Linked DNA regions of Homo sapiens: region 2 is linked to region 1. Evidence: chromatin loops called from intact Hi-C (ENCODE). Cell type or tissue: dorsolateral prefrontal cortex. All regions are shown on one strand. Links, peaks and the distances in the headings refer to the core of each region. The heading gives the core; the rest is flanking DNA. Region 1 overlaps CDH4 (cadherin 4). Region 2 overlaps CDH4 (cadherin 4).

Region 1 (15,868 bases), core at 3,365-11,364:
AAAGTTGTGCTTTTTTAAACCCCAGGGTGGAGATTCTGACCTCTGTCTTGCTTCTAGTGGATGAACATTAAAAGTAGTGAAATAGATCTGGTTTCAAACCCAAGCGATGATGAGGCTGCCTCAGCAGAAGACGATGAGAATTTAGAAGAGTTGCAAGATCCCTTGTGGCTTTCACAGTGCGGCCCCCGACGAGCAGTGGTGACAGCACCTGTTGGAAATGCAGACCCTCAGGCCCTCTTGCAGAGTGGGGACAGCAGGAACTCGGGTGGGGAGCAGCAGCTTTGTTTTAAGGAGCCCCCAGGGGATCCCAATGCCTGTTGAGGTTTAAGAACCACTGCCCTAGACCACATGTACCAAACTTGGCCCATGATGGATTCCAAGATATGGAATGGATCTCCTTTGAAACAAACTTTTGTCCTCTAGCCATTTACCTGTAGATTTGGAGTCTATAATGCACCTCAGTGCCCAACTCTACTGTGTGCTTGGTAAGATCATAGCAAGAGTCCAAGGTAGGTCATCATGGGGGCAGAAATGGTTTCCATGTTGTTTTGGTTCCTAGCTGTCTTTTTTGGTGAATAATCAAATTCTACCAAGAGTCAACATTTTGCTCCTAATGAGAAACCTAAGTAAGTACAAAGATGTCTTCTTCGTGGGGCTTGGCTTCTCTTTGTGTTTGCAGATGTCTGTTAGGAGCATTCAAGAACATGGGCGTGGCTGGTCCATCACGGGAGGGACGGGGTGGAAACCTGAGTGGCTCATAGTCAACAAGGGTCAGACGGGTGATGAGTGCTGGGGTATGAGGAGCAAAGGGGACAGGAGGCGGCACTCACTATCTCCAGAGGACCCAGAAAGGCTTCTGGTTGGAGCTGGGGGGTAATGAGGGTGTGGAGCTGACTCCTGAGGGTGGGCTCAGTGTGGGGGTCGAGAATGACTGTGAGCCAGGATGCAGCTGGCGAGGGAAGCTGGGTCTGAACCTGCCAGGGCCTGGTGCATTGGTGAGAGATGAGCTACTCATTGACGCAGCAGAGTCCAGCACAGCAGAGAGAGGCTCAGAACATTAGTGGGGCTGCAATGGGGCGTGCCTGCATTCCCTTTGGAGAGACAGTAACCAAGCTCACTGGGGCATGGCCTTTGAGAACGCTCAGATCAACAATCAATAGGATTTGCAGATAGTGTCCCCACCTTGCTCCTGAGATCCAAGGCAAACTCCACACAGGTGAGCAAGATTGGATTCCACACAGGCTGGGAGTGTTGAGAATGCCCTTTCTAAAGAGGATGCATGTATGAGCTGGGAGATAATTTAATGATAGTAAATTACCCAAATGCGGAATTAGACAGGCATGCAGCACCAGAGCCCAAGTTTTGGGGATGTGATAATGGTTTTCAGGCAGCTCATGGCTTCCCCAGTGGTGGCCGGCCAGCCGCAGTCAGAAGGAGGGTAAGTGTCCTGTGGGAAGAGGTTGTCTCCACTGAAGCACAGTTCTGCTGGAGAAAGGCTGGAGTCTTTGCAGTCCTCCAGGGCTGAAGACTCAACCCTAAAGAGATGTTCCTGAGTCTCACTTTGAATTCATTCCTAGCAGTTCTCTGCAGTCCTGGGAGGTCATTCTAAGACGAGATTTCTGTCTTGGCTTAGAGTCTGGTCAAGGTAGACCCTGTGACTATTTGGGAGATGAACCCAAGAAACATAAGGCGGGAGGCTGGGGAGGTGCCAAGACCAGCTCGGTCGGGGAGACCCTAACCCAGCGGTGCTAGAGGAATTAAAGACACACACACAGAAATATAGAGGTGTGAAGTGGGAAATCAGGGGTCTCACAGCCTTCAGAGCTGACAGCCCCGAACAGAGATTTACCCACGTATTTATTAACAGCAAGCCAGTCATTAGCATTGTTTCTATAGGTACTAAATTAACTAAAAGTACCCCTTATGGGAAACGAAGGGATTGGCCGAATTAAAGGAATATTGGGCTAGTTAACTGCAGCAGGAGCATGTCCTTAAGGCACAGATCGCTCATGCAATTGTTTGTGGCTTAAGAATGCCTTCAAGTGGTTTTCCGCCCTGGGTGGGCCAGGTGTTCCTTGCCCTCATTCTGGTAAACCCACAACCTTCCAGCATGGGCGTTATGGCTGTCATGAACATGTCTCAGTGCTGCAGAGATTTTGTTTATGGCCAGTTTGGGGGCCAGTTTATGGCCAGATTTTGGGGGGCTTGTTCCCAACAGGAAGAAAAACGGTAAAGGAAGAAAACCATAAAAACAGCATATTAACGGGGTCATAGCCCTGGACAACTGGAGCTTGGGCCCTTTGCGGACCCTCCAGACACCACACAGAACACATTGCAGGCAACGAGACAGCGGGGCCCATCGACCCCACCCACCCCATTGCTGACAGAGAGCCATGCCGGGACTACTCACTCGGGCAGATCCAGTCCACCCAAGCCCTGACTGAGCAAATGTGCAGGTCCTCAGGGAGGAGGGCGTGTGCCAAAGCAGCCACCAGAGCCGTCACTTCCCCCAGGCCAGGGTGGGACAGGGCTCCAGAGTGCCTCCGGGGGCTCCCTGAGATCACATTTCCTAACACACCTGAGAGTGTCTTCAGTTAAATGCTCGCTCTGTGCTAAACACATTCTGGAGCTGAAGCACAGCTGTAAACAAGGCTGACACAAGAGACAGTCAGTAAATAAGTGGACGAATGAGTAAACAGCAGAGCTCCTGCTAATTATAAGTGAAGCCAATTAAAAAAAAACAATGGAGAAAGTAAGAAAGTGCTCAAATAGTGGTGGGAATGTGATAAAAGAAAACCACAGAAGCCAGCTTGAAGGGGCTCCCACTGACCCAACCTTGAGCAGCTTGAAGGGGCTCCCACTGACCCAACCTTGAGCAGCTTGAAGGGGCTTCCACTGACCCAACCTTGAGCATCAGAAACAATGACAGTTATAGATCATAACCTCCAGAATAAACAGGAGCCCCGAGTCCACACTGAAGTAAATAGAGGAGAAAGGAGGAACAGCACTTTCTTGCGGCAAAATGTCAGCTAATCAATGAGAAGGGAATCATGGAATGAGAAAATCACCATTTGACAAGCATCATAACAATAATTGATTCAGGTCAGAAGCCTCCGTAGATGCTGAAACTACTGAGTGGAAGTTTGAGGACAAGTACAGGATGTATATTGTACATTGCCTGGAAATGCCTTTCTCCAGGATCTTTTTTTTTTTTTTTTTTTTTGAGATGGAATCTTGCTCTGTCGCCCAGGCTGGAGTGCAGTGGCATGCTCTTGGCTCACTGCAACCTCTGCCTCCTGGGTTCAAGCAATTCTCCTTCCTCAGCCTCCTGAGTAGCTGGGATTACAGGTGCCCACCACCACACCAGGCTAACTTTTGTATTTTTAGTAGAGATGGGGTTTCACCATGTTGGTCAGGCTGGTCTCAAAGTCCTGACCTCATGATCCGCCCGCCTCGGCCTCCCAAAGTGCTGGGATTACAGGCGTGAGCCGCTGCGCCCGGCCTCTCCAGACTCTTAATGATTACAACGGGAAAAAATAAATAGTAACTTCCCACTGGAGAAATGGCACGTACCTCCTTGCTGTGCTCTGAGTGTTTTATGTTCCTGTGTTGAAATCCTTACCCCCAAGGTGGGACATTTGGGAAGTGATCCATGAGAGTGGAGCCTCAGGAATGGGATCGGTGCACTTAGAAAAGAGGTTCCAGAGAGAACCTGCACCCCATCCGCCAGGTGAGGACACAGCAGAAAGGCACCGTCTGTGAACCAGGAAGAAGCCTGCACCAGACACTGAATCTGCAGGCACCTTGATCTTGGACTTCCCAGCCTCCAAAGCAATGAACAATAAATTGCTGTTGTTTATAAGTCACCCAAGGAATGGTAATTTTTTTTTTTTTGAGACAGAGTCTTACTGTGTCACCCAGGCTCACTGCAACCTCCACCTCCTGGGTTCAAGTGATTCTCCTGCCTTAGCCTCCCAAGTAGCTGGGATTACAGGCATGTGCCACCATGCCAGGCTAATTTTTGTATTTTTAGTAGAGATGGTGTTTCACCATGTTGCCCAGGCTGGTCTTGAACTCCTGGCCTCAAGTGATCTGCCTGCCTTGGCCTCCCAAAGTGCTGGGATTACAGGCGTGAGCCACTGCAGCCGGCTAGGATGGTATTTTGTTGTAGCAACCCAAAGGTACTAAAACACCCCTTAACGAAGTAATCAAAATTAATATCACTGGTAATTGAACAAATCAGTATCACTGATTGTTGACACAATCCACTGAGAAGGACGCAGCATCATTTTTGTGATATATCCCTGAAAATCCCGAATCTAATCATGAGAAAACATCAGAGAAACCCAAAGTGAGCAACATTCTGTAGTTCGTAGCCTACTATCGTCAAAAATGCCATTTTCATGAAATGTATAGACCGATTAAATCCAGATTAAAGAAAACTCCTGTCAAAACAGCAGTTGAACCCCTGGCCCAGGATAGTCTTTTGTTAAAAGACATTGTTAGGCTGGGCGCAGTGGTGCACGCCTGTAATCCCAGCACTTTGGGAGGCTGAGGCGGGCAGATCATGAGTTCAGGAGTTCGGGACCAGCCTGGCCAACATAGTGAAACCCCCTCTCTACTAAAAATACAAAAATTAGCCAGGTGTGGTGGCATGCACCTGTAGTCCCAGCTACTCAGGAGGCTGAGGTGGGAGAATTGCTTGAACCCGGGTGGTGGAGGTTGCAGTGAGCCAAGACCATAACATTGCCCTCCAGCCTGGGTGACAGAGTGAGACTCTGTCTCAAAAAAAAAAAAAAAAAAAAAAAAAAGAATGACATCGTTGGGGCAATAAGCAGAATCTGGGTTGGGTCTGTAGATTAGAAGATGGCATTGCATCTTGCTATGTGTACTGTGCATACGTAAGAAGATGCCCATGTTTTTAGAAGAGGCACATGGAAGGATGTATTAGAGATGAACCCAGTGGGGTTCTCAAAATCTACATGAAGGAATTACAGGAATTATTTGTCCTCTTCATGCAACTTTCTGTAAATCTAAAATTCTATTAAAATAAAAGTTAAAACCAACCAAAAAAAAAAAAGCAATGTCAAATGGAAAGGGACAGGGCTCGGGGGCACTTCAGACAGGGGATCACAGAAGACCCCTGCAGAGGCGCCATTTGAGTCACGAAAGAGGAGAAGGTGCCTGGCCACACAAAGATCAGAGGGAACAGAGTGAAGCGCCCCCAGTGGGGAGGACTTTCCAGAGTCCTGGGGACACAAAGGCTGGCATCCTGGGGACAGCAGAGGTAGGCAGCATGGCCCATAGGGCCTTGTAGACCCCGGGATAGGAGCGGGGTTTTATTCTGGTGTTCCAGGACCTGGTGGGAAGGTTTCTGAGCCATGCAGGGCCCCAGCCTGGCCTGCCAGGGCTGCATCCTGTGTCTACTGCTGGTCAGAGAACTGACTGGGGTTGGGGGAAGGGAGGCCCTGCTTTTAGCCAGGTGGCAGCTGATGGAGGCCTTCCCCGAGGGTGGGTGGCCCTGGGAAGTTGTGCGTAGGGAGGAGCCAGGTCAAGGAGGGCCCTGTTCTTTCACACTGAGCTCCTGGCTGGCCCTGGGGGTGGCTGTTGCCTGTGAAGGTAGAGTGCTGGGCTGGACCTCTGCATGCCTTCAAGGAGCTCCCGGCTCTGGGATCCATGCAGAGGAGAGTGGTACAGGTGATGCACGGGAGAGGAGCCAGGTGGTCCCTGGGCATGCAGGGGGCTTTGCAACCCCGACCACGGCCTCCTCCCTCAGTCTGTGGCCTCCTCCCTCTCCCCAGTGCCGCTGAGTGAGTGGTGGTCATTATTCCCACCAAGTCCAGGGGTTTCCTCCTCTATAGACAGGGAGTATCAGTTGCTTCTAAGGATTAAACTGGAAAAGGATTCAAGCCAGCACTGCCAGGAAGGGCTTTTGACATGCCTGCATTAAGGGAAGACATATCATTCCAGTGAGCATTTAAATACTGATTACATCTTTTGCTTTGTAAATAACTCAATGGTAAATTTTTACAATATTGTTTTTACAGAGACTGTAATGAGGAGGCAATTTTTCTCCCCTGTCACTTGGATATTAAGCTTTTTAATGAGAGTACACAAATGACTATATAAAACTTGGGATGGTGAGAGCTGAGTTGGGACTTAATGCGAAATTAAAGTTGTGCAGGCTCCAGCTCACTGATGAACGAGCCTTCTGTCATTGTGAGGAGCGGAATGGTGCCGGCTCTTTGTCCTTTCTCCCTCCCTTTCCCCCGCGCCGTTTGTCCTCCCGAGGAGCCTCAGCGCTCTGGGCAGGGGTCGCTTGGAGAGGCTTCCTGGGAACGGGGCGGGAGCGCGCAGCCTGGGGGATTTTTTATTTGGGAGCATGCCTACTTTTTAATTGGCCTTGGTGTTAATGAATGGATTCGTTCTGTTTGGAGCGAGCAGGCTGGGCACTGGAGCGTGTAATCTGATTGCAGCCGGGAGCTCGGAGCCCTGCAGAAGGCTCTAGAGTGGCAGGGACTGGTTTGGCCCTGGACTGTGCAGTGCTGGCGGTGATGGGGCCAGAAGGGTGGGAAGTGGGGAGAGGTGGGCACCTGCAGGATGGAGGCCATCAGGGCCATTTGCCCTCTTGCAGCGTCCCCCAGGCAGACCCCCTTCGGGCTCTGAGGCCGGGGTTGGATGAAGGGGACCCTTCCTGGGGCAGCCCTTGGTGTCCAGTGGACATTGAATACCTCAATACACACGACTTGTCCCCGCAGGTAAGAAGTGTCAGACGCTGCGGACGTGTTTTCACCCTGCCAGCTCTCAGTGCCATCGGGAAAAGCCTTCAACCAGCCGTCGTATAGGTGGACTGTCTGGTTATTCCCCAGACAGCTCGTTTTTCTTCCTGTGGCTTCTCAGCCTTTCAGCTCATTCTGCATTTGAACAATCCCTTCCCCAAGACCACCGGGCAGGCCTCTGCTGCGGGCCCCGAGCCCCTACCAAGGCCTGTGTGTGTTACCAGCTTCGTGGCTGGGTCCCGGCATCTGGAGGACAGAGGCCATGGGGCTCCCGTGGAGACCTCATCACGCACAGAGCAGCCCTGGGCTGGGCCGCATGGAAGGCGAAGGCTCGAGTCCAGAACGGGCAAGAGTGTGCTGGTGCACATCTTGAAGGCAGATTTTGAATCTGAAATCTTTTCCTGCGGTGATGTAAACCCCCACCCTCACCATCCGTCCCTCGCCCCTGGCCAAGTGTTTGTGACTGTCATTTGGGCTCCTTGTACCAAGCCCAGTCTTGTGGAGATGACCCAGAGTAATGTTTAATGAGGTCACGGGCAGGCCGCTTGTGTTTGTAAACACGTGCACATTCCAGGCTTACAGGGCTCTGAATTTGCTTCTGTGTTTGGATTCCATACTTTTGCTCCACATTTGTCACCCAGGTCTCTCCCTCCTGGGATAGAGAGAAGCCGTTCTCTGCCGGGTGTTTTGGCCCCTAAGTGAAGCGTGTGACCTGTGTGGATGCCCCATCTACCCCTGAAAGCCAAACTCCATGTCTTCCTGATGGCCCAGCCGTTGTCTGTGGCTTGGCTCCTGTGGGGAAGTCACACAGAGGTGACCTGGCCCATGGGTCTGTCCCATGCAGGCACAGAGGCAGCCGCAATGGGACCAGGCACCCAGCCCTCCTGCCCAGTGTTTACATCAGAAGGAAACAGCGTGCTCACGTGTCTACCCGCACACGCTTCGCCTCCTTCTCCGTGCAGCACCGCCCTGCTGAGCAGCTGTACTGTGGACTCTTCTGCCTGCAGGTCCCCATGGCTCTATTTGCAGACCCACCTCAGGGGCCTGACACAGACTAAGCAGCACAGATTCATATTTCAGTAAAGGGTGACATCCAGGAAAAGCTGGAGCCCTGCCGGACCTCTGGATTGCTCCTGGGTCACCCCAAAGCTGTGGTGGACTTGGGTGGCTGCAAAGATCTTGGTCCCCCTGGCATGGCTCCAGTTCTCGGTTACCCTGACGTCCCCTGAGATCCAGACCTGGAGCCAACCCTCCCCCAACCCCCACCCACGTGCCAGCCGGGTCTCAGTTTTGCCACAGATGAGGAGCAAAGCCTCCCAGGTTTCTGCCCACATAGGAGGGATGGCCGACTCCTAGTAGCAGGACACACTTACCAAGCTAGACTATTTCTTTCCACACCTACAGGGAAGGCTAAAAAGCATCCTGGAGGTTTCCGGGAATGAGATTCAAAGGGCGGAGGCCTCAGCAGCAGGCGTGGACACGCAACCCCAGCCCCGTGCCCTCCGCGTCCTTGCATGCATTTCACACGATACTTCAGATTTTTTTTTCATTTAGATGTTAACGCTTTTATAAAAAGTACTTTTCATAAAAATCCTGATTCCTGGCTAATTTTCTAGACAGTTGGAGGATTTGGCTTCCAGAGCCCACATTGCTGCAATGCCCCATGGCTGGCTTAGGGCAGCAGCTGTCCCTTAACTGGGCACGTCCTCTGTGTGGCCGACACTCCCGCCCCCGTCTCAACACCCAGGTGTGTGTCCTGCCGGCCCCGTAGCCTGGAACAACACCCTGTGTCCTGTGCCCTGGGCCGTCAGCACTAGGCAGCTCCTCTCGGTGAGGGCTGAGGGCATTGGGGCCCAGCATAGGCCCCAGCTCAGGGGAGAGCCAGGGATCCCGAGCAGGAGGGCTTGCACCCGTTGAATGAAATGGGCTATGCCCTTTAGCCACTTGTTCTGCATTGTTGGAAGCTGATTCAAAGACCCTTTTATTGTTCTAAAAACAGCAATGATATTCTTTGTTCTTTGAAGATAATGTGCTGGATGTTCTCCCATTACATTTCTCATAATGAATGTCGTCCTGGGGCTCGCAGGACCATTTGGACTTAATGGAGAAAAAGCAGCAGACAAAGCTGTAGCAATTCCTTGCTGCATCCACCCTCCCAGCAAAACGGGATTAGAACCTGGGGAATATGCGTTCCGATGACCAGACTTACACCTGAATTGCCAGGTGACCTTGGGCTGATTGTGTGGGATATTTGGGGCTGTTTTGTCCACTGAGGAATCACAATAATGTGCCTTCCCCTCTGGGTGCCATGCGGGTTGGCTGTTGAATGGGTTGGAAAGTGATTTGAACACATCGAGGGCAACATAAATGCTAAGTGTGATTTCTAAAATGCACAGCAGCTTGAAGAAGTAGACATATGTGGGTGACTGTATAAACTCTGAGGACTCAGTCACATTAAACATATGGATACACCTGTTCTCTTCAGAAAGTGATGGGGATGGGGCAGGTGTGGAACTCGTGGGGCAGTGGTGTTCTCTAGAGGTGGGGTGTGGCTGGCAGTGCGCACGGCGGGTGTGGAGGGTTTAGCGATACAGAGCCCGCGGGGCTCCTGCGTGATGGTGACAGAGCATGGACCCCAAGTTTTTAAACATCTATCAAGCACTGTCACAGAGCTGGCACTGAGCTTGGGGCTTGTAGGTTGGCAGTAGCACCTATAGGTTGGCACTAGCTCCCTGAGGAGCTCGCTGTCTGAAAGGGGAGAAGCATGTGGAAAAGTTGAGTTCTGTGCAGCGTGACGTGGAGGAGATGCGTGAAGCTGGACCAGGGGCCGTCCCCATGCACAGGACTCAGGGAAGGCTTCGCAGAGAAGGTGATGACTGGAGGAAAGGTGCAGTTTGAGGGTGACTAGGGCACCCCATCTTGGCAGCGTGACATGTCGTGGCATCCCCTGGGAGTTACCTGGGAGTCCTGAGAGGGTCTGGGAGGGGCAACTCTGCTTGCAGACTGCCCGATCTCGGGTCCTGGTGCTCCACTCACTTTCCCTGTGGCCTCGGGCAAGTTATTTAAGGTACCTGGACAACAGTTTCCTCAGCTGTGAGATGGGATGACGGTAGTACCGATCTCACACAGTTGTCACAGGTGTAAACCAAAAATAAAGTTCTAAGCACCCCCCAACCATCTGAACGGACTCTCTCCTAGGCCAGGGCTCTCTAGAATTTAACCTGAAAGATCGGTTTGGGCCTTGAGTGGAGTTCGGACATGCCTCCAGGGCTCTCTAGAATTTAACCTGAAAGATCAGTTCAGGCCATGATGGGAAGTGGGGGTCCGACATGCCTCATGATACCTCTCTGGCATTAACATCAACACAGTCCTCAAGTCTGATAAGAAACAGTTGCGACCTATTTCTTGGGAAGCGTGCCGCCTGGAGGCTGCATCTGCATTATACAGCTTCGGTCTCCACGACCTCCTATTGCAACCCAGACATTCCTTTCTATTGATAACTCTTCCAACCAATTGCCAGTTAGAAAATGTTTAAATCTACCTATAACCCGGAAGCACTTGAATCCTTCAAGTCATGCCACATTTCTGGACCAAACTAATGTCTTTCTTCAAGGTATTTGATTGTAGCCTCATGTCTCCCTAAAACCTATAAAACCAAGCTGCACCCCAACCACATGTTTGGGCACATGTTCTCATGATCTCCTGAGGGCTGTGTCACAGGCCAGGGTCACTCATATTTGGCTCAGAAATCTCTTCAGATATTTTACAGAGTTTGACTCTTTTTGTCAACATAGGAGTGATGCTTAGAAAAGTTCATGGTACCTACTAAGTGCTTGGTAATGTTGGGTGATGGTAGCAGTGCTGATGGAGGTGATGGTGGTGACAGTGGGGAGGTGGTGATGAATGTGGTGGCCATGCTGATTGTGATGGTTGGATTGTGGTGATCATGGTGATCATGGTGGAGGTGTTGGTGATGGTGCTGGTGGTGGTCTTGGTGGTGGTAGTCATAGCACTGGTAGTGATGGTGTGGTTTATTGATGGCAGTGTGATTGTCTTGGTGGTGGTGATGATGGTGTGGTTTGTTGATGGTAGTGTGATGGTCTTGGTGGTGGTGATGATGGTGGCGCTGGTGGTGGTCATAGCACTGGTGGTGGTCATAGCACTGGTGGTGATGGTATGGTTTGTTGATGGTAGTGTGATGATCTTGGTGGTGGTGATGGTGTGGTTTGTTGATGGTAGTGTGATGGTCTTGGTGGTGGTGATGGTGTAGTTTGTTGATGGTAGTGTGATGGTCTTGGTGGTGGTGATGATGGTGGTGCTGGTGGTGGTCATAGCACTGGTGGTGATGCTATGGTTTGTTGATGGTAGTGTGATGGTCTTGGTGGTGGTGATGGTGTGGTTTGTTGATGGTAGTGTGATGCTCTTGGTGCTGGTGGTGGTGATGGTGTGGTTTGTTGATGGTAGTGTGATGGTCTTGGTGCTGGTGATGATGGTGGTGCTGGTGGTGGTCATAGCACTGGTGGTGATGGTATGGTTTGTTGATGGTAGTGTGATGGTCTTGGTGGTGGTGATACTGTGGTTTGTGGATGGTAGTGTGATGGTCTTGGTGGTGATGGTGTGGTTTGTTGATGGTAGTGTGATGGTCTTGGTGCTGGTGGTGATGGTGGAGTGGTGGTGGTGATGAAGGTGGTACTGGTGGCAAATGTGCTCAAGATGGTGATGGTGTTGCTGATGTTGGTGATTGTGTGGGTGTGGTGGTGGTGCCAATGCCAGTGGTGGCATTTTTGCATTGATAGTGGTAGTAGTGGTGGTGATGTGCTTTGAAAGGAGCATAGGACCCCTGAGACCGGCCACAAAAGTGCCTGGAATTCTGCTGTGTGGGATGTGAGTGTTGTTGGGAAAGATCCCAGGGGAAGGAGGGCAAGAGGAGCCGGAGCCATCTTCTTGGAGAAAGCCAGGCTCTGGCCAGGCCTGGGAAGGGAGACAGCAAGACAGTTTCCTCAAGTTAGAGAAATGGAAATGGCACAGAAGTGGGGCAGGGGAACCTGCAGCAGGGACTGAGAGGGACATGGTGAGGAGGCTGAGGTGGAGGCGTGGGCTTGGGACATTCTGATGCTGGAAGGGCTCTTACTCCAGGCGGAGTTCAGGTCACCCATGGGGAAAGGCTAGTCTGGGGCCATGATGCATCTTACTGAGCATTCTCCCCCATGGCATATGGTTGGAGTGGTTCCCTCCTGTGGATCCTTCTGTGTGGCTGCTCCCGTTTTTCCCATCTGTCTCAGCACAGACCCCCAGGCAAGCCCTGGAAGGTGGGTGCTCACATTCCCATGCTACAGGTGAGGGACAAAGTTCAGAGACACAGGTGAATGGCCGGTGGCCAAGATCATTGGCACCGGGAGGCACTACCTACACCACCTCTCCTCTCTAGCACTTCCCTGTGGCAAATGCCCTGATCTGACAGCCTTCCTAGGTGGTTCTGACACTGATGGGCACAGTTCCTGAGTCAAAAGCCTGCTTTGCAATTCTTTGGGGCCAACTCTTTCATCCCAACCAGTGAGCGCTAGTTAGGCAAGCTGGAAAGCTGTAGGATGATCAAAATATGAACGTGCACCCACCACCAACACGTGAGGGCGGCTGCTGTCCTTCAAGTCTGCGTTGCCAAGGTAACTGGGGATTTGGAAGGGACAGCCAAGTGACATATTCTGCAAGCAGGGCTCGGCAATTATTGAAGAGTTGGCGGCTCAATCTAAAACGGAGGAGCCTTGAAGTTTGCAGAAGTGGAATAGAGGCATGGGGGGCTCTGGTGAGGGGCAGTGGCCGTGTTGCACTTTGTCACAGCATCATTTAGGTGACACAGCCCGGGACTCCTGGGCCCTGACGAATCCAAAGGGTCCCCATTCCATGTCTAAGTGCCCATCGGACGGTTGAGTTGTGTGGTCCAGGGCTCTGCCGGCCCCGCCTCCTGGTTGCCCCATTTCCTTCATCCTCTCTCCACCTCCCTGGTGCCTTTCCTGAGTGTAAAACCCTCCAGCACCAAGACATCCCCATGTGCACTTGTATAAAGAGGAGGCTGTGGTTACGGTGACCTTCAAATGTCCTTGTTAAATGAAACAAAACCATTGCATGGTGCTTTTCTGTAGTCAACGAGTCGCTTTAGCTTTCAAACAACTGTAGTGTCTTTAACTTTATCTGAAGAACGTGAACCAGATCCCCAGAAAGAACATCCCTTTCAAAACCAGAAGTCTTAGGCTGTTAATGTGCCATAACCACTGGCTCCAAGCAATTCTTCAGTGCTGTGTAAAGGGTACATTCCATCTGTTCCCCATCTGGACTCCTTAGGTCGGTCCACTGGCCTGTGCCTTGTCCTTAGAAGGCTGGAGGCCTGTCCTCTGTAGCAGAAGGGAGATCAATGCAGCCCTGCCAATTAGCGGGGAATTAGCTCACACATCCCTTCATGTGCCGTGATGTTGACTCACGTGATCTGGATAAATGACTTAGGAAAAATGGTTCTAAAGATTTCACTGGGAGGCTGGGTGTGGTGGCTCACACCTGTAATTCCAACACTTTGAGAGGCCGAGGTGGGCGATCGCTTGAGCCCAGGACTTCAAGACCAGCCTAGACAACATGGCAAGACCCCCATCTCTCTAAAAAATACAAATATAAGCTGGGCATGGTGGTGCACGCCTGTAGTCCCAGCTACTCAGCAGGCTGAGGTGGGAGGGCTGCTTGAGCCCACGAGGTTGAGTCTGCAGTGAGCCATGATCATTGCCACTGCACGGCAGCCAGAGGGAGAAAGCAAAACTCTCTGTTAAAAGAAAAAAAAATTTATTGGGATATAGTTTTCTTCCCTTTAAAACTTTGAAATTATAGTGTGTGAGGTTCCTGGGGCTGCTGTGGTCACCAATTAGCACAAGGTGGGTGGCTTAGAACAACAGAAATGTGTTGTCTCACAGTTCTGGAAATCTGAAATCTAAAATCAAGGTGTGGGCAGGACCATGCTTGCTCCCTCCCTGGGTTTCTCCAGCTCCTGCTGGCTCCGGCTTTCCTTGGCTTGTGACCACATCACTCTAGTCTCTGTCTCTGTCTTCCCGCGGCCTTCTCCTCTCATCTGTGTGTCCCTCACTTTGTGTCTTTCATAGGAACACCTGTCATTGGGTTTAGGGCCCAATCAGATAATCCAGAATGATGTCTTTATCTCAAAATTACTAATCACATCTGCCTGTAAATACCATTTCTCCAAGTAAAATGACATCATAGGTTCTAGGGATTGACAAGGATGTATTTTGGCCATCAGACAACTCATTCCATGTAGAAGGATGCTTTAGCATAATTTTTAGAACTTTTTTTGGAAGTATTTCTAGATTCACAGGGAAATTGCAAAGATAGCCCAGAAAGGTCCCTTCACTTGATGTCCCAAAGGTAGCCTTCAATTAACTGTAGGATGATGTCATCACAACCAAGACATTGACATTAGTCCAGTCCACAGATGTTAAGCATCCATTTTTTACTGAGGGCTCAGCTGTAAGTCAGAGAGACCCTCCCTTCCTCGCTGTTTGACTTTAAGCAAGTTTGCAATCATTCTGAGCCCAAGGTTTCTGTTTTCCACCTATGCAAAAGGGAGCGTGAGAATGCCGGGTAGGGGGTTGGGAAAATTAAATGAGATTGTATGAATGAAACTGGGCACGTGGCCTGCCTGACAAGTGGTAAGTGTAATTCCTCTTAACAGACTAACACCAGGGTGTGAAAACATAATCCATTCCAAGATCTGCTCCTCGGAAGGGTCTGAGGATGAGATACAGAGGATGCACGTGGTTTTGGAGTGAGTGCCTTGGCTGTGGGGTGCTGGGTCTCAGTGAGGTCTTGGGAATGCTCTGCTCTCACGGTCACTAACAGGGCAGCAGTGGCATGGAGTCCCCTTAATTGACAGACAACCACGTAGAGTCATCCTGTACTTCTCGCTGTAAATACCAAGCAGGATGGAATAGTTAGAGCCGTGACTTTCACAGTTATTGAAGTTAATCCAACATCCGAATCTGTGTAGGGAAGTCCTGAAGGTCATTAAGAAAATTCAGAACCTCATCTTCCCAAGCCAGCGGCTGCAGGGAGGTGGCCTGTGGGGCTTTTGGTCTTTAAATCCTCTGCCTCACCCCTATTGTCCAGTATAACCATCACACTTTCTGAAATCCACAAATGGAGGGGAGGGAGGTTACTGAAATGCTTCATTTAAATGCACTGATTCGACAAAGAATTTTTCTAAGGAGCAGTAGAAAAATGGCCAGGACATTCTTTCCTGTTCCCACGGTTTAACCAACTCTACCCAAGGCTCCTGTGCTCAACTGTTCTTTGTTTCAATTCCCGCTGCAAGTTTTAGAGGTGAAGTGTCAACTCCAGGGATATTAAACAAAAATAAAAATGACTCAAAAATAGGTAGCATTGCTTAGAGCAGAGACAAATCATTCAAAGAAAATATCACACTATCACTGGCCTTTGTTTAAAGTGAAGAGTTAGGCAGATAAGGATTGTGTAGATAATTTTGTTGCAGACTTTTTTTACAAAGACTAATTTGACATTGTCCTGGGAAGCTGTCCCTTTGAATATTCAACAAAAGCAAGGATGCATAGGGAGAGATGGTGTTGAGCATATTATTTTGCATAATTTATGCTCAGTGACAGCCACTGCCTGCTTCACTTCATCAGACATTTAGGGGGAGACTGCTCGATGCTTCAAATCTCATTAAGCTATTTATTCATTGTAATGAATGATTTTAATGTACTGCATTAAGGTTATGCCACACTGAACTGTTAAAAAAATCCATCTTACTATACACATTTTAATGTTTGCAGCTAAATTAATACCTTTATGACTGCCTCAATGGTTGAATGGACACCATTTGCAGATGAATCACACTCTACACTCATCCCCGTTTTACCCAGTTCTGGGCCATGGCCTGATAGAGTTGTGATCATCTCTGTGTATCCATATCCGTGGACAGATAGATGAGTGATCGGGTTTGTGTGAACTCTGATAATTCACAGGCTTTCCCTTCCACGGCGCTCCCACCAACAACACCATCCTACAAACCCCCCTGC
Region 2 (15,868 bases), core at 4,131-12,130, 100 kb before region 1:
TCTCCTTGTGCCTCCCAGCTCCTCAGGGCTCCTGCACTCCTTGGCTCCTGGCCGCTTCCTCCGTCTTCAGAGCCAGCCGTGAAGCATCTCTGTGCCGTCCTCCAGGGTCATTGAGGGTCACTGGTCACATCCACCTCTCTCTACATCCTTCTCTTCCACTTGTAAGAATCCCTGTGATTACCTTGGGCCTCCCTGAGTAACCCAGGATAATCTCCCGTTGCAAGACTCTTAATTCAGTCACCTCTGCCAAGTCCCCACTACCACGTGAGATCCCAGGCTCACAGCCTCCGGAATTAGGATGGGGACATCTCTGGGGAGTCGTGATTCTGCTGACCACATGCGTGTCTGACGACAGAGCAATCCTAGCAGGTGTGTGTGGGAGTTTCCCACTGGCTTCCGCACACTAAGGACTTGCTATGCGTCCCACACTGTGCGGTGACCTTCATTCAACCCTGCAGAACCCAGTGGTTCCTTCATTCAGTCCTACACATACCTCAGTGGTTCCTTCATTCAATCTTACACATATCTCAGTGGCTCCTTCATTCAATCTTACACATATCTCAGTGGCTCCTTCATTCAGTCCTACACATACCTCAGTGGCTCCTTCATTCAGTCCTACACATACCCCAGTGGCTCCTTCATTCAGTCCTACACATACCCCAGTGGCTCCTTCATTCAGTCCTACACATACCTCAGTGGCTCCTTCATTCGGTCCTACACATACCCCAGTGGCTCCTTCATTCAATCTTATACATACCTCAGTGGTTCCTTCATTCAATCTTACACATACAGTGGCTCCTTCATTCAGTCCTACACATATCTCAGTGGTTCCTTCATTCAATCTTACACATACCTCAGTGGCTCCTTCATTCAATCTTACACATATCTCAGTGGCTCCTTCATTCAGTCCTACACATACCCCAGTGGCTCCTTCATTCAGTCCTACACATACCCCAGTGGCTCCTTCATTCAGTCCTAGACATACCCCAGTGGCTCCTTCATTCAGTCCTACACATACCCCAGTGGCTCCTTCATTCAGTCCTACACATACCCCAGTGGCTTCTTCATTCAGTCCTACACATACCCCAGTGGCTCCTTCATTCAGTCCTACACATACCTCAGTGGCTCCTTCATTCAGTCCTACACATACCCCAGTGGCTCCTTCATTCAGTCCTACACATACCTCAGTGGCTCCTTCATTCAGTCCTACACATACCCCAGTGGCTCCTTCATTCAGTCCTACACATACCCCAGTGGCTCCTTCATTCAATCTTACACATGTCTCAGTGGCTCCTTCATTCAATCTTACACATACAGTGGCTCCTTCATTCAGTCCTACACATAACTCAGTGGTTCCTTCATTCAATCTTACACATACCTCAGTGGCTCCTTCATTCAATCTTACTCATATCTCAGTGGCTCCTTCATTCAATCTTACACATACCCCAGTGGCTCCTTCATTCAGTCCTACACGTACCTCAGTGGTTCCTTCATTCAATCTTACACATACCCCAGTGGCTCCTTCATTCAGTCCTACACATATCTCAGTGGCTCCTTCATTCAATCTTACACATATCTCAGTGGTTCCTTCATTCAATCTTACACATATCTCATTGGCTCCTTCATTCAGTCCTACACGGACTTCAGTGGTTCCTTCATTCAATCTTACACAGACCTCAGTGGCTCCTTCATTCAGTCCTACACATATCTCAGTGGTTCCTTCATTCAATCTTACACGGACCTCAGTGGCTCCTTCACTCAATCTTACACGGACCTCAGTGGCTCCTTCATTCAGTCTTACATGGACCTTAGTGGTTCCTTCTTTCAGCCTTACATGGACCTCAATGGTTCCTTCATTCAGTCCTACACATACCTCGCAATCTTACACAGACCTCAGTGGTTCGGGGTGGCATCTCCACTTCACTGTTGAGGAAACTGAGGCATGGAGCCATTGAGTGACCTGGCATGAGCTGTGGGTCAGGGAGGTCTATCTGAAGGAATGCTCCAGCACTTAGCCACAGCCCACTGGTTCTCAGCCCGTCCTGCCTGGCTCCAGGAGCTCCTGCCACCTGCCTTATCCAGTGGCTATAATTAGGACTCAGAGGGGCAGTGTCCCTTGTGGGTCCTGAGGTGGGGATTTGCTGCTTTGGAACTCCACAGGGTGAACTGCCTGGGAAGCCCATAGCAGCTTCCGATCTGGGCCCTTCTAACTCTTCCTCGTTTGGATTCACTGTGCTTTCCTGCTGAGAGTATGTGGGGATTTAGGGAGGATTAAGGTAAGCCTTCCATGACAGATAAATATCCACAGGGCCCCAGAGTGCCGCCCGCACCTTGCTAACAGGAAGCTGATCCTTGAGAGTTTGGGTGCTTCCCAGCCCAGGAAAGATGGCCCTGGTACAGCCGCAGGTGTTGAGAGGTGTGCTTTCTCCTGGAATGGGTGCATTTTCCATATGGAGTATGATTTAATGAATTTCCAGCCCCAGAGTGTGGGTATTGGACACTCTGTCTCTCCCCAGGGGAGGACCTAGCTCTCTTTGTCTCTGGAGAAGGCAGAGGAGAAAGGCTTGCTTTCCAGGCCTCTTTTCAGGAGTGTGCCCTTGGGTTTCTGTGTCTGTATTGGAGAAATGTTGACATTTTTTGCTTTGCGTTTGTTCTGGCCACCCAAATGTGAGTTGAGATGCCATCTATATTGATGTGCCTAGAAAAGCAAGAAGGAAGGTTGGTGCATGAGTTTGCTAGGTATGAAGTCCCCGACTTCCGCTTCCAGGAAGGTCCAAGGAGAAACGCAGGCTGCAGCCCCCGATAGGGTGCAGAGAGATGCTGGTGGGGAGTCTGGAGAGGGATGAATTGGGTGAGGGCCCTTCCTTCTCTGGACCTCAGTTTCCCTGTGCAAAGCAGAGGGGTAAGATGTCCAACTGTGGTCCAGGAACTCCCTGCCTGGGGGGTGCTTGCTAAACTCGCCAGCCCCGTGGGTCCTATCCCAGACCTACTGGAGGGTGCCGACAGTGGCCCACAAAGGATCCATCCACGCAGAGCCTCCAAATGTAACATTATTTGGAGAAAGGGTCTTTGCAGATGTAATCAGTTTCAGAATCTCTAGATGAGATCATCCTGGATTACCTGGGTGGGCCGTAAATCCAAGGACAACTGTCTTGACAAGAGACAGAGAAGACACAGACTTGGAGGGGGAGGCCCCGTGAAGTCACAGGCAGAGATTGGAGCAATGCAACCACAAGTCCAGGAATGCCTAGAGTTCCTGGAAGGTGGGAAGGTCAAGGAAGGACACTCCCCTAGAATCTGCAGAGAGAGAGAGCAGCCCTGTTGACACTGGGATTTCAGACTTCTGGCTTCCAGAACTGCAGAAGAATACCTTTCTGTTATCTGAAGCCACCAAGTTTATGGTCATTTATTACAGCAGTCACAGGGAACGAATCCACCCACTGAACTGGGAATCCTGGGACTGTGACCTGGGACTCTGCTGTTTCTCTCCATCTCCCAGGGAATCCGATCTTTGCGAAAGCATCAGGGCTTCAGGCTTAGAGGATGTTTAGCCTCCGATTCCCCAGGGGCTGCATCCCTTGAGAGAAACCGTGTTACCTGGGAAGGTGTCTGCCGAATGTAACCAGCATCTCAAAGTGCAGCTCAGGTGGGCGGCTTGAAACAGTGCTGGGTGTTTCCATCCCACCAGAAAGGCAAATGAGGCACTTTAGTGTAGTAATGGGGTATTTTATATTGTAAAGCATGACATGGAACAATTTCATTGGAATTAAAATGTATATGGAACATTTGTTCTCCACCCATTATCTTCCTCTATCAAATGGAATCTTAACAAGGATTATAGCTCAGATAATATCACATAGATATACTGTAAATATTTTGTTAATCTAAAGGTCTGCGTTGGGGAATGGATCGTTCAACAGAGACAGAGAGGAGAGGCACACTCCCTCTGCTGATGAGATGTGGAGGGATGCAGAGAGGAGCTGGGCACTCTCTGGCGTTTTTAGAACATGCCTCTTCTCTGCCCAAAACCGCTTTACTGTGGAAATGCAAAAATATTTTATTTCTGGCTGCAGGAGTCTCCTGTCCTGTGTTTCCAGCAGCTGTGTGTCTGCAGCCTGGCTGAGGGTTCGCACACAGCTCAGGAAAGCGGCTGCTGAGTCTGGCTTCAGGGCAGATCCGTGTCCCTCTTGCAGCCTGTGTTGCAGCGGGCTGATTGCAGACGTGGGTCTGGGCCTGTACTTGACAGGGGAATGCTCTTTGTACCCCTAAGGGTCTTCTTCCGACATGTGTGGCTGTGGGACACACAGCCTGCCCTCCCATCTCTCTTTCTGTGTTGGGCAGCTGGAGAGCCAGTGCCTGGAATGGGAGCGGGCCTGGCTGGCCCAGGGGGTGGCATGTAGCTGGATGCCAGAGCATCTCGGGTCCACCCACCTCTCCAGCATGGATCCCGAGGAGGGGCTCCAGGCCGAGGAGAGGAGAAGGCACCTCTGGCTGCGCTTGACCTTGTCCTGCTCATGTCTCGGAGCATCTCAGCCAGAACCAGGAGGCAAAGCCAGGCAGTGGGAGCCGAGTGGGACCTGCACACGGGGAGGCCCAGGCCAACAGGTCAGTGGGCTGAATTGCTTTTTCCTGATGCCGGGTTGGCTTGCATCAGCGAGAACTTGAAAGAGGAAGATACCTTTTCTCCTGTCTTCTTGTTTTCTTCAGGGGGTGCTATGGTTTGAGTATTTGTCCCTTCCAAATCTCTTGTTGAAATGTGATCCCAGCTGTTGGAGGTGGGCCTGGTGAGTGTTCATGAGTGGTTTGGTGCTGCCCTTGTGGTAATGAGTGAGTTCCCACTCTGTTAGTTCCTGGGAGAGCTCATCCTTATAGAAAGAGCCTGGCACCTCCCTCTCATTGCTCTTGCTTCCATTCTTGCCATGTGATCTCAACACATGGGCTGCCCTTTGCCTTCTGCCATGAGTGGAAGCTTCCTGAGGCCTCCCCAGAAGCAGATGCCAGTGCCATACTTCCTGTACAGCCTGCAGAACCATGCGCCAAATAAACCTCTTTTCTGTGTCACTTACTCAGCCTCAGGTGTTCCTTTATAGCAACACCAATGGATTAAGACAATGGGATATTACCAAGGCTCTGGACGATTTGTGGGTGGGGACAGCCGCTGGTGTTTGACTCCTGCATCCTGCAAATGTGATGAGGAGTGTTGCGCAGACACCTTGGGTGAGCATCAGAACCCCATGGAAAGCCCTGTGGTGGTCCTGGGGCTCGGCCCCACTTGAGGGGTTAACAGCACCACTGTCTGTTGTTCTGGTCCACTGATGGAGCCCTCCCCATGCCGGGTGCTGCACCGTACCAGCTGGGTTCATCTGCATGACCACCCTAGGCAGGAGGCATGTTACTAACCCTCCTTTCACAGAGTTGGGGTGCTGACATAGGACAGTTTGGCACTGCCACTACCTTAGTGGCCCTGGAGGAGCCAGGATTGATGGGGGGCAGCCTTCAGAGCCCAACCCTCCACCCCATCCTCTGTATCACCTTGGAACCAGCCCCCCATGGAGACCTGGTATACCCCGTTGCCTGGAGAGTCCACATTTCTAATCCTTAGCCATCAGCTCTGTGACACTGGACCATTTTGTGGCCTGTGTGACCTTTCCTACCTCCATAGGAGGGAGATGCCAGGTCCATCTCATGAGGGCCTGGAAGACCCAGCAGGGTGATCCGTGTCCCTGTGTATGGAGGCACCAGGCTCTGGAAACACCAAGGCTTGCTGGCTTGCTCTTATTTATTAATTATTTATTAGTTATAATTATTTATTTAATTAATTATACTTATTTATTAATGTAAACACATCAGGCCCTGCTCCGCCAAGCAGACCCCAGTCCTGCCAGAGCTGCCCTCCTGCTCTCCTCCTCCTCTTCTGGTCCCTGTGAAGTGACCTGCCTGGCTGCTGATATTTGGGAAAGGTGAGTTGCTCTCCCAACCCCAGGCTCCAGAGGCTCCCGGCGGGGAGACTGTCAGATAGCAACTCCATGTTCCCGACGCATGACCGGACCTCCAGAGCCAGTGGTACTCATTTCCACATGGCCCCGGCTGTTGACGATGACCTTAAGCTCCCCTGACCAATCTCCTCCAGAATCTGGCCCCCAGATGTGGAGAGGGCCGGCCGACCTTTGCGGCAGTCATTTTTCCATCAGAAGGTGGCTTGATTTGATGGGTTTTATGGTTTTGTTTAGATACTTTCTCCCCTAATGGTCTTTACATTTCTTATGTGTGGCCCAAGATCTTTTGGCAAAAGGCAGGCTTTAAAAATTGAATAAATAAATTATGGAGAATGGCTTATTTAAAGCTCTGTTAGGCTGATGGGGGAGAGAGGCGGCAGTGAACGTAAGTTACCGGCTATCGTTATTTATTAATCAGGTGTTGGTATGATTGGATTACGCCGTATCCTATTTAATGCTTGGGCAGCGATGAACTGATGGGGTTTAGAAGTAAGTTGTTCTGAGGATAGGCCTTCTGCAGCCTGCAGCTTCTTCTCAGGTTATCTTATTCTTTTCCATCTTCCCTCAGATACAAAGAAGGGATTATATAACTTGTTTTATCTAGTTCTTATATTTTAAGATAAAAATGGAATACCAGTGCTGGGCCGAAGGCTATAAAATTGTGATCAAGAGTCCGTAAAATTATAGAACTTATGTTTTCTTGAGAAGAGAGAGGATTCACAATGACTTTTTCCTTAAAGGTGCTGGACACTTAAGGACTGACCCGCACAGACGTGTAAGATACTCTTCCATGTGGAGCAAAAAAAATAGAGTTATGTGCTTGAAAGGTTAATGGCTGGTAAACGTCAATTTTCTTCAATCCTGGCTAATAAAAATAGCTTATAAGACATAAAATGTCATGCTGCCAAAATTACAGGGGCCTTTGAAATCCATTTTGAAGTCTCGTATCCTTCGTAAATGGTAGTGGGGTGGGGGTAGTGTGAGCTTCAAGTGTTTTTTTGTCATGGTTGAGTGATGGCACCTTTGCGGGGAGGTCGAGGCAGCTCTGGAGTGGTGAGGATGTCTTCCTGTCTTCCTCTGGGGTGTTTTTGGGTTAAACGTTTACCATCCTCTGGATTCATAGTCTGGGAAACTTTCTGAGGCACATCTTTATTGCGGTCGATCTAGCCGCCCTGACACACTTGGACCCTACGGGGCAATGTTAAATACTATAAGCACAATATTCTCTAAAAATCTCATTTCTAAATATGATGGCAGTGACAGGCTTTTGGTAGAATCCCTGACATTAGAATGGGTCTGTCTTCACTTTTTGGGTTGGAATTTCAGCACGTCAAGATTTTGGAACTCTCCAGGGTTTTAAAGGGATGGACTGGGGGGCTGGGAGAATAAGGACTTCTTCCTATCGGCATCTCTACCCCCATGGCCCCATCTCATCTGCTTTACTTGGGATGCAAGTTTGAGGGGACAGCGCAAAGGTTCTGCGACGAGAGCAAATGTGGAGAGCCTGGCTTCCGAAATAATTGCTGATCGTGAGTTAATTTCCCAGTGCCCTTTGGGGCTGGCATCCTCTGCTGTATTAAATCCAGCCCATTGACAATGGCGCTCCTTCTTCCTAAGTGATAGAAGACAGCCCTCAGCATCCAGCCCTGCTGAGTCAGCACAGCAGAGAGGACAGCGGGCTGTCTTTGTCATTTCTTTGTGAGCAGAGGATTAAATTGCCCTGTGGGCTGGCACGGAGCCACAGGCCGTGGCTTTGCATCCTACAACGTGAGGCCCCGGCCTGGGGGTTCTCAGGTCTGTGCTCACATCCCAAACATCTCCCACGCTCTCCCCCGGCCTCTTCTTACAGCGGTGCGTGAAGCCACGTGAACTGAACATCAGAATTTGATTTTTCCACCCCACCAACCTGGAGGTTGTGCCTTACCCTGGGCAAGTGAGAGAAGGTGCCCCTCACGAGATGGTTCTGTCACAACGCCATGGTCCTGGTTTTGCCTTTTTGCAATGGAAAGATGAAAACGAGGTGTCGCTGAGCTCTCCCCTCAACGTGCCAAGATTCTGTTTTCGGGGATAGGCTGGGACTCCGGGCTGACCCACATGGGTTTGCACGTGCTATGTTTAAACAAGGCAGCTCGCTGATTGGGGGCAGGGTGGGCAGGGAGCCGTGTGCATGGAGGACGGCCAGAGAGAGCGGGGGACCGGGAGGCAAGGCGCTGCTCTTGTACTTGGTGGCTTCCTTCTTTCACTTAAAATTGTGTCATTAATGGCTTTTCCTCCTTTTACAAAAGAAGCCCCAAGAAGAGTTTTTTCATGCCAGGCCTCCTCCTCCTCCTCTTGGCAGCCCCGAGGCTGCAGCCTGCTGGCACTCAGGATTGTCAGAGACATGCCCCATTGTTGGATTCTAAAAGGAGGATTCTGGAAGGATATCAATCTCCGACTTGCACATAAAAAGTCCCCCAGTGGCTTTCTAAGGTTGTGGCTTCAAGGAGGCACTAATTAATCACTTCCTCCAGCCCCAGTGGAATGGAGGGGCTACTTCTGAGATAGGGAGGCTGCAGTCGCCCCCTGTCTATCTGCTCCTCTCTGCCAGGCAGAAAATTACATTATTTCCTCATTTTGAAAGGTGCTTGTTTTGTCAGGAAGACATCCCTTCCGTGCAGTTATCTAGGAATTGTCTTATTGCATTTCTCCCTTATCAGTTTTGAAATAATATTATTTCCTTCTTGCTTAAATGCCATATGGGTCAAAACTTTTGTTGCTGGAAAATGGCACCATCAATGAATGCATTGTTTGTTGCAGAAGTTCCTGGTCACCCTCAGAGGTGATAAATGCCCAGTTTAGGGGATACCATGGGCAGTTTGAGGGAGTACTATGCACAGTTTGGGGAAGTACCCTGGGCAGTTTGGAGGATTACTGTGTGCAGTTGTTTGGGGGAGTACTCTGTGCAGTTTGGGGGAGTACCATGCGTAGTTTGGGGGAGTACTGTGTGCAGTTTTGGGGAGTACCATGCACATTTTGGGGGAGTACTATGTGCAGTTTGGGGGAGCACCATACGCAGTTTGGGAGAGTACCATGCGCAGTTTGGGAGAGTACCGTGTGCAGTTTGGGGGAGTACCGTGTGCAGTTTGGGGGAGTACCGTGTGCAGTTTGGGGGAGTATTGGGGGAGTACCATGTGCAGTTTTGGGGAGTACCGTGTGCAGTTTGGGGGAGTATTGGGGGAGTACCATGTGCAGTTTGGGGGAGGACCACGTGCAGTTTGGGGGAGGACCATGTGCAGTTTGGGGGAGTATTGGGGGAGTACCACGTGCAGTTTGGGGGAGGACCATGTGCAGTTTTGGGGAGTACCGTGTGCAGTTTGGGGGAGTATTGGGGGAGTACCATGTGCAGTTTGGGGGAGCACCATGCGCAGTTTGGGAGAGTACCTTGTGCAGTTTGGGGGAGTACAGTGTGCAGTTTAGGGGAGTACCGTGTGCAGTTTGGGGGAGTATTGGGGAAGTACCATGTGCAGTTTGGGGGAATACCATGTGCAGTTTGGGAGAGTACCTTGTGCAGTTTGGGGGAGTACCGTGTGCAGTTTAGGGGAGTACCGTGTGCAGTTTGGGGGAGTATTGGGGGAGTACCATGTGCAGTTTGGGGGAGGACCATGTGCAGTTTGGGGGAGGACCATGTGCAGTTTGGGGGAGTATTGGGGGAGTACCACGTGCAGTTTGGGGGAGGACCATGTGCAGTTTAGGGGAGTACCGTGTGCAGTTTGGAGGAGTACCGTGTGCAGTTTGGGGGAATACCGAGTGCAGTTTGGGGAAGTACCATGGGCAGTTTGGGGGATTACTGCGTGCAGTTTTTTGGGGGAGTACTGTGTGCAGTTTGGGGCAGTACTGTGTGCAGTTTGGGGGAGTACCATGTGCAGTTTGGGTAAGTACCATGGGCATTTTGGGGAAGTACCATGGGCAGTTTGGGGGAGTACTGTGCACAGTTTGGAGGAGTACCATGTGCAGTTTGTGGTAGTACCATATGCAGTTTGGGGGAGTACTATGTGCAGTTTGGGGGAGTACCATGTGCAGTTTGGAGGAGTATTGTGTGCAGTTTGGGGGAGTACCAAGCACCCTTTAGGGGAGTACCATGTACAGTTTGGAGGAGTATTGTGTGCAGTTTGGGGGAGTACCATGTGCAGTTTTGGGGGGTACCATGCACAGTTTGGGAGAGCACCATGCACAGTTTGGGGGAGTACCGTGTGCAGTTTGGGGGAGTACCATGTGTAGTTTGGGGAAGTACTGGGGGAGTACTGTGTGCAGTTTTGGGGAGTACTGTGTGCAGTTTGGGGGAGTATTGGAGTACCATGCGTAGTTTGGGGAAGTACCATGTGCAGTTTGGGGGAGTACTGTGTGCAATTTGGGGAGTACCATGTGCAGTTTGGGGGAGCACCATGCACAGTTTGGGAGAGTACCATGTACAGTTTGGGGGAGTACCATGTGCAGTTTGGGGGAGTACCATATGCAGTTTGGGGGAGTACTATGTGCAGTTTGGGGGAGTACCATGGGCAGTTTGGGGGATTACTGCATGCAGTTGTTTGGGGGAGTACCGTGTGCAGTTTGGGGGGAGTACTGTGTGCAGTTTGGGGGAGTACCATGTGCAGTTTGGGGGAGTACTTTGTGCAGTTTGGGGGAAGACCATGTGCAGTTTAGGGGAGTACCGTGTGCAGTTTGGGGGAGTATTGGGGAAGTACCATGTGCAGTTTGGGGGAATACCATGTGCAACTTGGGGGAGTACCGTGCACAGCTTGGGGGAGTACTGTGTGCAGCTTGGGGGAGTACCGTGTGCAGTTTGGAGGAGTACGGTGTGCAGTTTGCAGGAGTACCGTGTGCGGTTTGGGGGAATACCGAGTGCAGTTTGGGGAAGTACCATGGGCAGTTTGGGGGAGTACTGTGTGCTGTTGTTTGGGGGAGTACTGTGTGCAGTTTGGGGCAGTACTGTGTGCAGTTTGGGGGAGTACTGTGTGCAGTTTGGGGGAGTACCATGTGCAGTTTGGGGAAGTACCATGGGCAGTTTGGGGGATTACTGCATGCGGTTGTTTGGGAGAGTACTGTGTGCAGTTTGGGGCAGTACTGTGTGCAGTTTGGGGGAGTACTGTGCACAGTTTGGAGGAGTACCATGTGCAGTTTGGGGTAGTACCATATGCAGTTTGGGGGAGTACTATGTGCAGTTTGGGGAAGCACCATGCGCAGTTAGGGAGAGCACCATGCACAGTTTGGGGGAGTACCGTGTGCAGTTTGGGGGAGTACCATGTGTAGTTTGGGGGAGTACTGGGGGAGTACTGTGTGCAGTTTTGGGGAGTACTGTGTGCAGTTTGGGGGAGTATTGGAGTACCATGCATAGTTTGGGGAAGTACCATGTGCAGTTTGGGGGAGTACTGTATGCAATTTGGGGGAGTACCGTGTGCAGTTTGGGGGAATACCGTGTGCAGTTTGGGGGAGCACCATGCGCAGTTGGGGGGAGCACCGTGCGCAGTTTGGGGGAGCACCGTGCGCAGTTTGGGAGAGTACCGTGCGCAGTTTGGGGGGAGTACCGTGAAGCAGTTTGGGGGAGTACTGTGTGCAGTTTGGGGAGTACCATGCACAGTTTGGGGGAGTATTGGGGGAGTACCGTGTGCAGTTTGGGGGAGTACCGTGCACAGTTTGGGGGAGTATCATGTGCAGTTTGGAGTACTGTGTGCAGTTTGGGGGAGTACCATGCACAGTTTGGGGGAGTACCCTGCGCAGTTTGGGGGAGTACCCTGCGCAGTTTGGGGGAGTACCATGCGCAGTTTGGGAGAGTACCATGCGCAGTTTGGGGGAGTACCATGCGCAGTTTGGGAGAGTACCATGCGCAGTTTGGGGGGAGTACCGTGTGCAGTTTGGGGGAGTACCGTGCGCAGTTTGGGGGCGTATCATGTGCAGTTTGGAGTACTGTGTGCAGTTCGGGACACCTGACTGTGCTTTTCTGAAGGATCCTGGATTCTGAGTATCACTGGGGGTGGAAGCAAACACTTATCTACTGATTTGCTAACATATTGCACTGTTAATCTCAACTTGCCTTCTCCCAGTGGAACTGCTCTTGGTGAGACTGTAGCTTCTCTCTAGGAAGTGATTTGATTTTTGATGTAAGGAAAAGGATTAGTGTGGCTGGATTTTGATAAGGCTGGCCGCCTGGCACATCAGCGACACTCTCATCCCATCAGTATCACTGACAGCGGGTTCGTTATGCAGGAGCACTGCAGAGCGGTGATACGGGACGTGCAGAGATAATTGTAGTTTTGCTATTTAAAAAATAAGTCTAGTGCTTTACAATGTTTAAGTGATAACCTGTTTAGAAAAACTCACAGTGCCTGTCTTTTGGCACAGAAAAACCTCTTCTAGCAGCTTGACTTGGATTTTATTAATCTATTTTTATTTTCCTGAGTATAAATTGAAGTCTCATTTCTGTTTGAACTCTTAAGCTAGAACTTAAGACCGGAAGTGCACATTTGCACTTTCAAACTCAACATATTTCCAGGGGTTTTATAGCAATGTTGGGCTTATGCCTTTGCTTTTCAGTGATCTCCAGCTTTGAGATTAGATGCACTTGGTTAGACTCAATGTAAGTAGCTTGCTCTATGGTGGGTGTTTTTTGATCAAGGTGCTAATCTTGGTGTTTACCTGGGGTTGTGAGAAGAGAGGATTAGGAGGCCGCACTTGAGCAGTGGCTAAATCCCATGCTATGTCGCTGCTGTCTTTCTGTCCCCACCAGGAGAATGACAGGGCCGTGCCTGGCATCCCTATGCCATTCTTGGGATGATGTTCTGTGACTCTCTCACTGGCTTTGCTGCTTCTCTTGTGGCCAAGTCAGCTGTTTTGATGGGATGGACATCCATGGAGGCCAAGAATGGTGGTCCTGGGCAGTGGAGATTCCATCACTGTGGCTCTAAGAACTCCACGGGGTCAGGGGCTGTTGGGCAGAGGGAGGCACAGGAGCCAGCAAGATGCTGCACTTTTCATGAATGGATCACATTGTTCATTGCTGTTATTGGGGTTTTACTTCCTAGACACCTGTGGGTTCCTGGATATCAAAGTAGTTGTAGTCATCTTTGTCCCATTCAGCAGGGGATCCTAGAGACTCTCAGGTTCTCTAAAAGCTTTGAAGGCTCTGCTCTATGCAGATTAAAGTCCAAGTGCACCATTCCAGGCCCTCCATGCAGTGGTCCCCAGGCCTCTGTCCCTTTTTCCCTGTCACACGCCCACCCCCTTCTAGGCACCAGCACTGGTCTGCCTGCTGAGCTTGCTAGAACTTGCTAGCCCTTCCCTCATGTGTTCCTTTGTTTTGGCTGCCACCTCTGACTGGCTTGCCATTTCCCCTGTGGGAATCTTCCAGGGCTTCTGAATTTAAGAGTTACTCCTCCACTGAGCCCTCTTTTGCGTCCTCTCCCTTCCCCTCTACCTGAGCTAAGTAAGATGAATTATTTCCACCTCTTTTGTCTCAGTTTTATTAAAGTGTATAATGATATAATGTTTTTGTACTCTCTTCTGCGTCTTCCTAAATTGTGGCCTTGTTGTGACTTTGTGTGTGCGTGTGTATGCATGTGTTAGATAGCAGCGAGAGAAGTGTGAGGGGTGTGTATGATGGAAATGGGGAGAGAGAAAACTACCTCAGTGCACTCACATGAAGCCTTCTTCCCAGGAGGGAATCTTCATAATGAAAAGGAGAGGAGCCTTCTCCCACCTCGTGGAGGGGGTGGCAGTGGTGGAAGGCTGGAACTGACAAGCAAGGAAATATGAAAGGATTATAATTGGAAAAAGATGGGCATAAAATGAAAAAGCCAAAGTATGTTTTATTTTGCACCTGTGTATTCGGGCTTGCTCGGTTTATTTATTAAGCCGTTATCAAAGTAAAGTAAGACAAGTGAGTCTTAGTCTAATGAAATTGCCCCTCTGTGGGCCATGTTGGCATCAGGTATCCAGAGCATAATTGGATAACAATGACAATTACTGTGTCGGGAGTTTCAGCACTGGACGGCCTCCGCTTTCCTGTGCTTTCTGTGCGGTGTAGCTCATGAGCGTTCTGATGGAGCAGGGGAGGGCCGGCTTTTCCAGCTCTGGTTCCGACTTGGAACTGCAGGGTGGGTGCCGATCGGGCCTAATGGGCCCTCACATCTCAGCCCCTGGCGTTGATCTCAGATTCAGAGCCTGCGTTATGGCCCAGGTGAAAAGCACGTCTGTTGCCATTTGATAAACTTTCACTCAGTGGCAGTTTGCCTGCTCCGGGCATCTGTGAGCCAGGCAATTGTCTGTCTTGGGGTCAGGGGGCCAAGGAGCCCCACCTGTGACTCCTGCTTCATTTTTTAAAGTATGGACTCATTGCTTCTCCTGCCAGCCATCCTTCCCTGAGTAACTCCATTGCCTGTATCATTTCACTGCTGAGAATTGGGCACCTCTGTAAAAATTATATTGACCTGCAGGAACTAAGATCTGCAAGTGCCTGTGTGCTTAAATGTGCAGGAATCAAACTGCTTGGCTGATAACCTTTTATTGATTCATCTCCTTTCACTGCTTTGATGAGCCTGAGGCCTCCTCAGATAAGGAATGGATGTGCTGGTGTTGTGGCCAGGCATGGAAGTTCTGACTCTAGATGTTAAAATGATGTGTTTGCAGACTGAGGACATGCACCTTTATCACGGTCCGTGGCGACCTCAGGCTGTGGCCCATCTGGCTGCATGGTGCAGCTGCCCCTTCTGCTCTGAGAGGCAGAGGCCCTCTTACGCCTGGTGCTCAGCCCTTGGGAAGTGGCTCAGCTTCCCTTTAGAGTCTCCCTGAAGTGTCTACAATAATTGTTCTGAGAATGTTCAAAATGCAAGGGAAATAGAGGCCATTTGGCAGGGACTTTGGGAGAGAAGGGGAGTGGTCCATGCAGGATCTTTTCTCCCCTCGAGAACAAGGAGCTGAGACTTTGCTGGCTCCCCCTCCCCAGTCTGTGGGAGCCCAGTGGATAGAGGAAGAGCAGCCTCACAGCAGTCAGGCCTGCCTGGGCTGGCCGTGCCACTTACCTGGGAGGAGTTGATTTGAGGGACTTCTCTTCATAGGTGGCAATGGCAAGTATTCTTACTGGGGAGATTCATGATTGACTTCTGGAGGCTTTGCCATAGCAGGGTTCATTATGAGCAGCTGAAAGTGGATGCATCTGCCAGGGGAGCTGGGACCAGCGTGCTGAGAGTGGAGGGGCTTTGTGGCTCCCTTCTCTCTTATTCTAAGATCCTCCCCACAGGCCTCTATTTTGAGGGATGAGAAGCCAAGTAGGCATGACTGACGTTCCTGAGAGCTGCCCCATTAAAGTCTCCGTCACAGCCTTTTATTAAGCATGTTATTAAATGAGCATCTGGGAACATTCTACGTGGTGGGCAGAGCCAGGCTCCAGAGGGACACGGCGAGGCACTCATGCTGTCTACCTGGCCATAACCCTGCCCCAGTGGGGCTTCCTGGACTCCCTCCCACCCACTTGGCTAGAACTCATTGGCCCTCCTTCCCTTTCTTTGGTTAGCACCTACCGAGCCTCCTCCCAGGCAGCAAGGAAACCTCGGCCTTTTCCCAGAGGGGCCTGGCAGCCCCTGCGTCTCTGGACCTCTGCTTTAGGGAACTGGCCCTGGGGTTTGTGTTACCCTCTTTCTCCAGCAAGAGGCTCAGCTCCTAGGGGTGGGGGCGGGGCCTTCCATTTCCCACAGTCACCCATGGGCGCTGGCTTCCTGAGTGGGGGAAGGCTCCTGCATCCTCTGTCTAGAGCAGGTCACCCTCAGTGTCCCCAGGGATGGGCCTCGACAGCAGGGAGCAGTGAAGCCAGGACTGGGGGTCTCCACGAAAGCGCAGAGGACATT

Evidence for each region. Peaks named below come from ENCODE experiments on the same cell type or tissue, not always from the same donor. Only the 100,000 strongest peaks of a DNase experiment are listed, where the experiment ranks them.
Region 2: it touches region 1 in a loop (2.7-fold over the local background); 2 of 110 quality-filtered maps call a loop at or near these places.

Annotation. Positions count from the first base shown.
Region 1 is chr20:61,364,666-61,380,533 of GRCh38, forward strand. The region is part of intron 2 of CDH4 (cadherin 4); the gene reads left to right. Among named protein-coding and RNA genes, the nearest start is that of CDH4, 120 kb to the left of the region's middle. In dorsolateral prefrontal cortex, for the core only: no CTCF peak of the experiment used is centred there; a DNase peak (open chromatin) is centred at 6,366; H3K4me3 peaks cover 723 bases; H3K27ac peaks cover 1,341 bases.
Region 2 is chr20:61,263,804-61,279,671 of GRCh38, forward strand. All of the region lies in intron 2 of CDH4 (cadherin 4), which reads left to right. Among named protein-coding and RNA genes, the nearest start is that of CDH4, 19 kb to the left of the region's middle. RefSeq lists enhancers at 3,855-4,385, 4,386-4,916. In dorsolateral prefrontal cortex, for the core only: no CTCF peak of the experiment used is centred there; DNase peaks (open chromatin) are centred at 7,648 and 8,120; H3K4me3 peaks cover 1,488 bases; H3K27ac peaks cover 1,390 bases.